Linked DNA regions of Homo sapiens: region 1 is linked to region 2. Evidence: chromatin loops called from intact Hi-C (ENCODE). Cell type or tissue: A673. All regions are shown on one strand. Each heading gives the region's core, and the rest is flanking DNA. Links, peaks and the distances in the headings are about the cores only.

Evidence for each region. A loop is a pair of places that touch in the nucleus more often than their neighbours do. Peaks named below come from ENCODE experiments on the same cell type or tissue, not always from the same donor. Only the 100,000 strongest peaks of a DNase experiment are listed, where the experiment ranks them.
Region 1: a loop joins it to region 2, with 2.2 times the contacts of the local background. A loop is called at or near these places in 3 of 110 quality-filtered maps.

What each region holds. Positions count from the first base shown.
Region 1 is chr11:81,775,448-81,781,420 of GRCh38, reverse strand. No RefSeq gene overlaps it. Among named protein-coding and RNA genes, the nearest start is that of MIR4300, 110 kb to the left of the region's middle. In A673, for the core only: no CTCF peak of the experiment used is centred there; a DNase peak (open chromatin) is centred at 2,950.
Region 2 is chr11:81,641,300-81,647,272 of GRCh38, reverse strand. No RefSeq gene overlaps it. Among named protein-coding and RNA genes, the nearest start is that of MIR4300, 250 kb to the left of the region's middle. RefSeq lists an enhancer at 1-40. In A673, for the core only: CTCF peaks have their summits at 2,641 and 2,844 (motif pointing left); a DNase peak (open chromatin) is centred at 2,812; H3K4me3 peaks cover 46 bases.

The sequences.
Region 1 (5,973 bases), core at 280-5,279, 130 kb before region 2:
CAGTCCCATTATATCCAATATAATATATGACTGTATCTCCTATAACAATTGATTACTCTTTTTTATTTACATTTATTAATGTTTATAGCCTTATTTATTATATCTTTGTTTCCCCGTTTCCAAGCATTGGCCTGTCTTAGAATACTAAGATTTTTTTTAACGTATCAGTGAGAAGTATGTATGTGTGTGTGGACGTGTGTGTATGTGGGGTACATGCAATAGGGTGGGTAGATTGAAATTTGAATTCGGCCGGGAGTGGTGGCTCACGTCTCTAATCCCAGCACCTTGGGAGACCAAGGCGGTCAGATTGCCTGAGCTCAGGAGTTTGCGACCAGCCTGGGCAACACGGTGAAACCCCGTCTCTACTAAAATACAAAAAATTAGCCAGGCATGGTGGCAGGCACCTGTAATCCCAGCTACTCGGGAGGCTGAGGCAGGAGAATTGCTTGAACCCAAGTGGCAGAGGTTGCAGTGAGCCGAGATCACACCACTGCACTCCAGCCTGGGTGACAGAGCCAGACTCCGTCTCAAAAAAAAAAAAAAAAAAAAAGAAATTTGATTTCAATATATTTGTTACAGTAAAACAATTAAGAATGCAAACTCTAGGACTATATCATCTGTTTTAAACCCCAACTCTACTTGTGAAAGTTGGCCTGGTAACCTCTCTGTATTTCAGTTTCCATTAAGGATAATAATGACCAAATCCTCTCGGCATTTACTATGTGCTACTCTAAGTATTTACTGCATATTGACTCATTTAATCACCATAACTCAAAAAATAAGGTGTGATTGGCATCTCCTTTTGTATGTTCTTGTTGTGAGAATTATATAAGTTAATAGGTTCAAAAATATAGTTGACACATTCTGACACATTGTAAGCATGCAATAGATGTTAGCTATGTTTATTTCTTGAACTCCATATATGTCAACTATATACTTGGAAATGAAGATGCAAAGAATAACTAATCCCTATATTCAAAGTACTCAAGGTAGAACTACAATCAAAATGAGAAAAAAATGGAATGTTATTGTAGAAAACAAGGTTAAAAAAAAACACAGATATTAATCTGAATATAAGCCAGGCATGAAAATACATGAATTACATTATAACATCCTAAGAACCATGATAGGAGAATAGAATAGATAAGCTGTTGCCAAGAAAGCAAACTCTAAACCCTATACTACAAAATGATTTGAATGAGGATTTCTGTCCATGGTTGCCTTCTTAAACATGCCATATCAACCTTCCCTAAATATGCTTTTCTCGATTTTTTAAAGAGCACACTGCCTAATTGTGTCTAACAAATTCTGAACACTTTATGTTTCACCAGGTGAGAGAGGAAGTATGCAACCAAATTAACCATAGTCTTCGCTCCTGAGTCCCAGTTCTTTGGTGAAACTGACGTGTATATGTGTGACTATAAAACAAAACAAATAGAAAGCAACTCCTCCTGTTATAATGCCTCAGTGGTTGGGATTCCATTAATTAATGGCCTACAGTAAAATATGAGCTGGGCTTTTCTCTACGTGGGAAACAAAGGAATCATAATAATTAAAACCAGACATCCTGTGCTTGATAAACAGTCCACATTATCACATTTTAACAATCAGGCAAGGTTGGTTTTATACCCCAAGTCTATGAGGGAAAGGAATATCAGGAAGCTGAGATTGGAAAGTGAAGTGGCCAAAGTCATAAAATACCAAGCAGGACTGGAATAAAAAAGACTTACCGATTCCAGTATCCGTGCTCATTTCACTACATCATACTGCTTACTTAGGACTTTATTGAATACAAGAGACAAATATTCATGAAAGAATTAGAGAAACATAGGAAATTGTATGGCTCAGGGTCTGTTTCCTTCTTTGTGTGCTTAAGCTGTTTATAAATGTACAATAAATGTTAGTTCCTTTCTCTCTGCTAGAGAGCAGAGATTAAGGCAATTTTGTAAACTGCCCTTGACTTGTCTGTGCAGGCAGAGGCAGAGTGGGGTATCAGCTCTAGAGTCAGTCAAAGCCCACCTCTCCCATGTTTTAGCATATAATTTTGGCTGGCCATTTATTCTTCCTAAGAATAAGTTTCTCATCTGTAAAGTGAAATAACACATAAAGTTGTAAATATTAATCTAAATAACTTAGACATGATACTACCTATTTTTATTATTGTTATTTTTTTGCAGTTAGTATTACAGGGTAATCAGACAGTGATATGCAAAGCCTGTTTTGCCCACATGATTCAAGGAAATCAGGCTGGTTTTCCAAATATCTCCCTAGTCCTAGCATGCATTGATAATACTTTATCCTAATCTTTGGACAGGCTATTTCCCTCTAAAAGAACTATACCCCTCCCATTCATTCGAATTCTACCCATGCCCAAAACTCACATGTGCACACACAAACACACACACATACACAAACACACACACATACACACACACACACACACACACACACCGTTTTTCCAGGAAGCCCACATTCATTTATCCTTCCTCTAAATGTTAGTTACATGGTATTATCCAAGGAGGATATATTTACATTTTTATCATTTCACTTGTCTTTTCCTATTCTGATCTGTAAGTCCAGGTCAAAGCCATTTAAGGATAAGGAACATTTTTCAAGCCTCTATGATACTTCTCACAAGACTTAGCTGGGTACAGAGGGAGCCCTGCACATGTTCTATGCTTTATTGATTTATTTTTATGATATGTAAAATACTGATATAATCTGAATTATTGTCTCAGTTTGAACTCACCAAATGGCTAACACTTCCAGATTCTAGGACACATATAAACTACAAGTATTTCTGTGTGTAACTGTGTATCTGCTTCATCTGATAACCACTTTAGAAAACATTTTGACAGTTTCCCAGTGTGAAGAAAAAGGATTTTTGTTTAATTAATGAGGCATTTCTCAGGTCCAGATTTTAGTCTTTTAATGCACTTTCAGCTGTTAGAAAGATACTATTAAAATGTCTTACTGTTGACTAATGCTTAATTATTCTCTTTCCGGAGTAAATCACATTTTTTATGTAGATCAATCCTTGTCTTTCTTAGCAGGAAGTTCTTTAGATTAGTAATGTATCAATGGTTTGTATTTATTTTTCATTTCTCCCTGTCTTATTTTAAAAGGGAAGTTTGCAAAGGGTTCCACTTACAGAAATACACTAGATAGGTCTGTGCTTGGTGTATTGGGGAGAAGTGAGCTATATGGTTAACTAAACGTAGCCAGATCAACTCCCTTACCCAAGGTTAAAAAGCTAATTTAAATATGTATATGTGTATATATTTATACATGCTATTTATGAATTTTTATATATTTATATGTAGTGCATTTTATTCATTTGATGAACCTTAATATGCTGAGGTTCTCAGTAAAATTAGCTTTTATTCAAATGTATCATGAAACTAATAATCTATTTTATATACCTGAATTTATCAAAAGTACAGCTCTTTCTGTAATAAAATGTTGAAATGGTTTGTGGTAAAATAAACATAGAATAATAACTCAAATATTCTCCAACATAATTTCTCCTCAAATAGTTCATGAGTCACAAATTTTTTGAAAAATACACATTTAGACCATAAAGAGAGGATAACTTTGGATGTAGTTTAGCAGTTTTCTAATAATCTGTGATATAGGTGACAATCATCCTGTTTTCAGGGCTGTGCTAAAGCCGCTTGTGTGCATGTCTTCCCAAATTCATACTCAGTGATATCTAGTTGGTAGCTTGAAATGAGCCATGGTAGGAGCATTTGCACCATATTGAAAATCAGCACCTCATCGCCTACAGAGGTCCAGGTGAAAAAATACAACAGCATACAAGTTGAAATGCCTTTGATTCATAAAGCTTACCTTCTAAGAGAGAAACTAGGCCTTAAATAAGTCCTCCAGATAAAATACATGACTAATTTATAAAAAGATATTTGAAGAAAGAGCATATAATACAATTGAAAATGATTAAAGGGGTAGGTGCGGTGGCTCACTGCCTGTAATCCCAGCACTTTGGGAGGCCGAGGCGGGCAGATCATGAGGTCAGGAGATCGAGATCATCCTGGCTAACATGGTGAAACCCTGTATGTACTAAAATATACAAAAACAAAAATTAGCAGGGTGTGGTGGCGGATGCCTGTAGTCCCAGCTACTGGGGAGGCTGAGGCAGGAGAATGGCGTGAAACCAGGAGGCGGAGCTTGCAGTGAGCAGAGATAGCACCACAGCACTCCAGCCTGGGGACAGAGCTAGACTCCACCTCAAAAAGAAAAAAAAAAACAGAAAATGATTAAAGGATTGATTCTTCTTCTTCTCCTTGTCCTTCTCTTTCTTCTTCTTCATGTTTAGTTTGGGGAGGTAATGTTATGACAGACTACTCTGAGAAAATGGAGTTAACACTAAGACTGACATGATGAACAAGAGCTAGTTTGGGCTAAGTGAGATCCTATGTAAAGATGCTGGGGCAGGAAAGAATATTGAGCCTCTATGGGACTGAAGGAAAACCAGTATAAAAGAAAAAGTGTGATTGTGAGATAATATCAGAAACATAAGGGAAGACCATATCAATTAGGGTAGTTTTGGCCATAATTTTTATTTACATGAATGACATACAATAAAATTATTGAAGAATTTTAAGTGGGGTATAGATAAAATCATATCTGCAGTTTAAAGAGACGTCTCTAGTTGCTGGGGCAAAAGAAGTGGCAAGAAACAAAGTTCAGAAGCTGTCATAGTTATGCCAATGACTCAGGATGGAGATGATAGTGTAAAGTTCGTGGTGATGCTAGGGAATGGTGAATGTTTGCACTCAAGACATGTATTAGGGGTTAAATTAACAAAAAGCTGTGCTTAATTAGATCACAGAGATGTAAAGGAACAAAAATGACCCTTAGGTTTCTGACTTGAGAACATGGCTAAATAACATAGGTACTATTTACTGAGCTAGGGAAGCAGAAGAGTAACAGACTTAGAAGAATGCTTAAAAATGGCTTTATTGTTAATAAGATCATGTTGAATATGGCATACCTGGGGGAAATGTTTAAGTAGGCAGGTTGGCAAATGGGCATACCAATTTGAGTTCAAGAGATAGTGATTTCTTTCTTTAAAAGATACACATTTGAGATTCACTGGTATAGATACGGCATTTGCAGCTGTGCACAAATGCATATAATTACCCAGGGAAGGTGTTTAGCAATCAAAGAGAAGAACTTCTAAGACCACACGCTCAGAAAATTTAGCACACAGGACACAAAATACAAAGAAAATATGTTTTGAGACCATGCTCAATGGTCAAGTGCTGCTGAGAAGTTAAATAAGATGAGCTCTAAGTGATCTGCTAAAAACTAAAAAGTTAAAGGATAGAATAAATATCTGTGCTCAATATCTTCTAGGATTTTCCTAGTAGCAAGGAGCATAGGAATGAACTTCAGTTATATTTACTTTATTCTACTGAATAGATTAATAAAACATAAATCATACATTCAACAGGGACAAAAATGCAAAAGAAGACTATTACAAGCAAATGCAGTCAGTTCTAGCAACATCAATAGTGTTAACACATATTGAACCTTATTATATGACATGCACATTGTATAAATAATCAAAGTCAAATTTCACAATATCATTGCCATTGTAGGGATTTATTACTCTCTTATTACAGTCGATGAGAATGACATTCAGGTAACTGAGTCACATAATTGGCTAGGAGTCACATAATTAATAGGTTACCTAGTCAATTTGTTTCTACTACTTGCCCCATTTCTTGAAAAAGAAAGGAGAACTCAAGAAGAATAAAGTTAAAAAGAGAAGAAGAAACAATATGCACAAATTAATAAAGATATGAAAGTAATTGGTATAATCTGGGAAAATTGAGTACTTCTATGTGACTGGGGAGTGGTGGTGAAAAGTAATGTGAAAAAGAAAAGACCTACAAAGATAGAAACATTGAAAAACGATTACTTAAACACAAATTCTGACATATGAAAAAA
Region 2 (5,973 bases), core at 496-5,495:
TATAACTCACTCTGTTGTGGCGAGGTGGCTAAAGTGATTAATTGACATAGAAATAATTAACTGGAGAGGATTTCTTCTGCTAAAATAAGCTAGAATCTAGTTGTGAATTTAGAGGTTTCTTAGTTAACAGATCTGTATTTATAAAACTCCAAACAAAACTGTATCTTATTGATTTGAGTCTCCTTGTTTAAGTGATATTAATCTGTATAAATTATCACCCCTAATATTCCTTGACTGTACATATTTTCTTAGCCAATTTCAGAGTAAAATAGTTAATAAAGAAAAATTTCAACAACTTGTTAATATCTTCACCCTTTAATATTCATTTTAATTGTTTCATAGACATAATTTCATGAGGAGTTTTATGAGAGACTGATAAGCATAATTTATCCAATTGATTTGAAATGATCATAAAGAAAATGCTCTTTAGAAGATGAGTCCCAAACACAAGTCAGGCTCATGGTGCCTCTGGGTTATCACAGAATTTAGCAACAAGAGTGAAGTTTGTGGTAAGCAGAGAATCAGAAGACACAGTTTTTGTGATTGTTTTTACAAGCATCACTTTGTATGTGTAACACACTTTTAAAAACATTAGTCTCTTTTCATTACTCTTCTGGGAAGAGCCTCCAAGCTATGGCATGGTGTCTTGATGGGGATGACCTCAGTTCTGATGGAGGAGCGTGACACACAACTTTGGGGCAGATCTAGATTTATGCTTAAAGGACAAGTTATCACCTGGGGTCAGGAATTTTCAAGCTCAAACATCCAGGTACTTTCTTTGATAACTCTAGGGACCTACCCTTTGAGCAAAAAGACCATGTACACAGGTTGTCTGCTGTCTCTTTGGAGGGTAGTAGAAAGAAAGAACGGTTACCTTCTTCACTGTCATTAATGTTTGATGCAAGTGATCCCTCTGCAGCATCCAATAGGGACTTTCACTCTTTAACAAATGTTTAATGTATATTATCTGGTATTGCCTTTAGTTCCCATAGTATTTGTAGTTTCTACATTGGATATTCATAAAGTAATTTGAGAAAATAGATTCTCTAGTCTGCTACACAACAACAAACACACAAAGAAAGCACAACTTTACTTTTTGTTACTTCATGCTTTAATTCGTAGTCAAACTTGCAATAGACCTGCTTATATTACTCTCTCCATGGTGATGTGGTAGCTGATGGCTCAGTTGATATCACTCTTAGTAAAATAGAGAGATCAGAAGGAGTGAAGGAGATAGAGGACAAAATTCTTTTTTTCATGTGGGGTGGATGGTGTGCACTTGGAGTGGAATCTTGGAGAGAGAGAAGATACTCTCTTTTTGTTTATGTTTTGCCAAAGATGTCCAACTCAGCCAGCAACCTAAAAGATCCAAAGATGTAATCTTAACCAGGCCTGCTGTGGAAGTGAAATGTAATTTAATTAAGTTGTTGGGTGAGCTTTCTCCTTCTTGGTCTTCCTCACTCACCTTTCTCCCCAGGTGAACAGATTTGTGAGGTAGGTTAAAGAGTTAGCCAATTACTTGCACATTATAGATCACTATTCAAAGCTGTCTTTTCTGAGAGGGAATCAATTTCATTTTGCTTACAACCAGAGGTCATGACTGTTCTGTCATTGTTCTGGCTCCTAGTCACCAGCCTTCTTAGTTTTTACACAATTTTGTTCCTACTGTATCTGATAACCATTCCTGGGCATCTTGGTGAATTGGTGTTTTGAGAATTTTATTAAAATAAAGTTAATGAATAAATACTATGGATTAAGCCAAAGAAGTGGGTTCTCAACAATGTTCAGTGCTGTTGGGTCACATACCTTTCAGTTCTTACCAATCTATGGGGTAGGATTGATGGTGCCGTCCACAGGCATTTCTACATATGCATGGTGACGTTGCAAACCAATGCTGACCAACGCAAAAGAAAGGGAAGAAAAAAAAAAGAAGAAAATCTATAAGCTTTTGTGAAATGCAAACAGGTGCCGAATACTAAGGAAACCATGTAGTTATACTCTTAAGGTGATTTTCACCAAATTACCTTGGACTATATACTAGCTCTAACAATGGCACGTTTTGCATGCACCCTTCAGGGCTGCGTTGAGTGATAGCTGTAAATTAGGATGAAGAGAAGAAAATGCTCTGCACTTTAAATATTGAGGAGAATTAGGATCCAGATGGTAAGGCTTTTTATAGCAATACATTGGATAATGTTACAAGCTTCTATGGCTACTGGCCTATTATATTTTCTCTAGTAAAATGCAGTTTAGGGAAGGGGTTCATTGCTAAGAGCAATCTTGCTAATCTAGAAAAGCGAATTTCCTTTCCATATTACATTTTTCAACTTTGTTGGCTTATTTTTTTTCCCTTTTCCTTATTTTTTTCCATTCTAATTCCAAACTCAATCAAAATTATATAATGTGAATTATTGTTTTATTTCAAGGTTGCTTTCTTTTCTTTCTCTCTCAGTACCTCCCCCCCCAACCCCCACTCCACTCTGCATATACCTGTCTCACATTATGAATGCATTTGAGAAGTCTGTGAAACCATTTGGACTTGGACACAGAATGGTTATTAGACAAGTCTCCATCTGGTTTTAAATGTCCCTAGTCTAAAACCACCTCATTTATTCTGTCTCTGTAGGATAGTTCTCTTTTTTTCATTTAGACAGGATCTTACTCTGTCTCCCAGGCTGGTGAGGAAATCTTAGCTGTAGCTCAGGTATTTCCTTGTTCAGGACTTCAGGTTTGCTCTGAAAGAATTACTTTTCTTCTTTCAACACCCTCTAGTGGGAATTTTATTATCTCCAGTCTCAGGGGCCACAGTGGCATCTCTGATCAGGCATAGGTATAGAAAGTGAGCCACCTGGTGGTAAAGAAGAGTAATTCTTACATTCTTAACAGCCTTCCAAGTTAACAGCAAGGAAGGACATTGCTAATTTTCTGTTACATTGCGAAGGGGTGTTTGATTTTATTAAAATGTACTTTAATGGTTTTTTTTTTGTTTTTCAAATGAATTGTTAGGTTACAAGTACAAATTCCTTCACTCTATGCTTCATTTTCTAATTTGATATGATCTCTCTCTTTCACCTCTTTTGTTTCTTGTGTGTACACATTGTGAGGAACACATTTATGTTGCTATGTATTTAATAATAAATATTCGTACACATTTTTATACATATTAAAGTATCAAGATACTTCACTGAAGAAAACATTTCAAAAAGAAAGCAATGAAATTACATGTTTTCCACTGGGTATTGATACTGCAGTTTGAATAGCTTAAATATAAAAATAGTTTACTGTATTTGCATATTCATACTTGAAAAAACATACAAAAAGAATAAAACAAAATAAAATTATACAATTATATGTGTGTGTATGCCTTTGTTCTAAATCAAAATATAGATATTAGGCATCATTTCCTATATATTTTTAAGACTCTAATCTAGCTAACCAATTACCAAGGCTACAGTAGCCCTTGTCTTACCTTCCTTATTATCTTTCCTTATACCTATCTTTCTGTGTGGGGAGTCAGAACTGACATTCATATAGGAGGCATGTCTCTTGGCTGAAAACAACTCTTTGGAAGTACAGATGTTAATGGTCTTTGGGAACTGGAGTTCTCTAAATATATATAGTAAGTGTAAAAGTACTGTGCAAATAAAGGACACCATTATTTCTGATGTCTTTTTTTTTTTCCAGTTTAGAAGACTTAGGTGCAGATGGGGTAGATCCCATTAAACCGGAATTGGTTTTAACTGAATTTTACATGGATCAAATAGAAAGACAAGGCTGAGTGTGGTGGCTCAAGCCTGTAATCCCAGCACTTTGGGAGCCCGAGGCAGGCAGATCACCTGAGGTCAGGAGTGTGAGACCAGCCTGGCCAATGTGGTGAAACCCCATATCTACTTAAAAAATAAAAATAAATAAATAAGAATAATAAAAAAAAAACTTAGCTGGACTCAGTGTCAGGCGCCTATAACCCCAGCTACTCAGGAGGCTGAGGCAGGAGAATCGCTTGAACCTGGAAGGCAGAGGTTGCAGTGAGCTGAGATCACGCAACTGCATTCCAGCCTGGGTGACAGAGTGAGACTCTGCCTCTAAAGAAAAAAAAAAAAAAAGACAAAGTTGAGATGTTAAATGGCAGATATTTCATTAATTCCTTAATTCACCTATTAACTAATGACACTAGAGAAAATACTGGCTAGAATCACATGTGTAGTTTCATTCTCTAAGTCTTAAATTAGTTCTTTCTCTAGATAGCCTCATCTTATCCATGTTGTCCTTCAACTTCAAATTTATTTATTTGGGCGATCACCCTGTGTAAACTGGTAATTCACTGTGCATTCTTTAAAAAAATAGCAGAAAGTTTTTGTTTTGAAATTATTGTTCACATATAAGCTATCTGTAGCTTGAAGTATGAATACAAACAGAAATTAATAATTTCTAGACTGGGTGTGGTGGTTCATGTCTGTAATCCCAGCACTTTGGGAGTCCCAGGCAAGAGCATCACTTGAGGCCAGGTGTTTGAGACCAGCTTGGCAACATAGTAAGACCCTCCCATTCTACAAAAAAAATAAAAATAAATATAATTAGCCAGGAGTGGTGTCACAGGCATATAGTCCTAGCTAGTCAGCAGACTGTGGCAGGAAGGATTACTGTGCCCAGGGGTTTGAGGTTGCAGTGAGCTATGATCATGCCACTGCACTCCAGCCTGGGTGAGAAAGCAAGATCTGGTCTCTGAAAACATAAACAAACAAATAATTAAATAAATAATAATAATTCCTGATTTAACCTCAGGAAACTATTATGTTATATTCCACTTGTTTGAGATTTAAATAGTGACAATAAGCTCAAATGTCTTGTTCTGTTTGTTGTCATTAGAGTAGAATCAGGTATAATAAAACTGTTCTACTGGTTATTCAAGAGCCAGCTCCCATGTCATTGTGAGGAAAGGTAAAGAAAATAATAAAATAAATTTTAATATATCAGGTAATATCCTTGAATATACAAACATTTAGAAAATTACCACTAAAATAGTAGATGCTCTTCAAAATTATTAAAATGTCTATGAATTTTTAATTGAGATTTTACTTATATATGTCAGTGATGGGAAGTACAATCACGACTTGGAATTTAGCTTGACTTTCACAAGCTGATGTCTCCTTCCTTGCAAGTCTGTAAGCTACAACTTGGTGAGATGGGTTTGCTACATGCACACAGATATGTAATCATTTTAATACACTACAAGTTGACAGCCAGAAAGCAAGAAAATTATTCAGTCATAAAGAATAGAGGGGAAAGGAATAAAAAGTTCTTTATTTCGCATGAGTTTAGGATACGAAGCATTGCAAGAAAAGCAACTTCTCCCGGCTCGTCTCTTTTCCTCCTCCCCTCTCTTCCCCTCTCTTCCCTCCCCTTTTCTCTTTTTTTTTCTTTTTGTTCCCCCTACCAATTCAGTATACTTATTTAACCTCCTCATTTTTCATTTAAGGCTCTAAAAATTCTCAGTCAACATTCACTCTCAATTGTGATGCATTCAGTAGTTAATTATTTTCCACAGTGTCCTTTAAATGTATGCAAATTAGACTTTTGATGAACTGGAATGTTTTACAGATTCTCTGCATAAATCACACATGGTTAAAAAAAATCAACCTGTTTAAGGAGCAGAATATTTTTGGACCTCCCTCATTTGCTACGGTGACTGAGGACATCTCAGTGCTGCTGGCTTCAAGTATATTCCTTCAGGGACAGCCTGCACACTTTTCAGAAAGACATATTTCTAAGTTTATTTCTAGCTTTGAAGAAAGCATATCTGCCTAGTAATGTGTCGATTGAAGCTGTGAATGGGCAGGGGTAGCAATATGAACTCTTCTGTTTTCTAGGCTCATTTTGCAAAGTAATGTTAATTTATGAATTGATTTATGCATTTGCTTTTATAATGATATTTATTACTATCATCATGATTATTTAAATAGAAGCAATAATTTG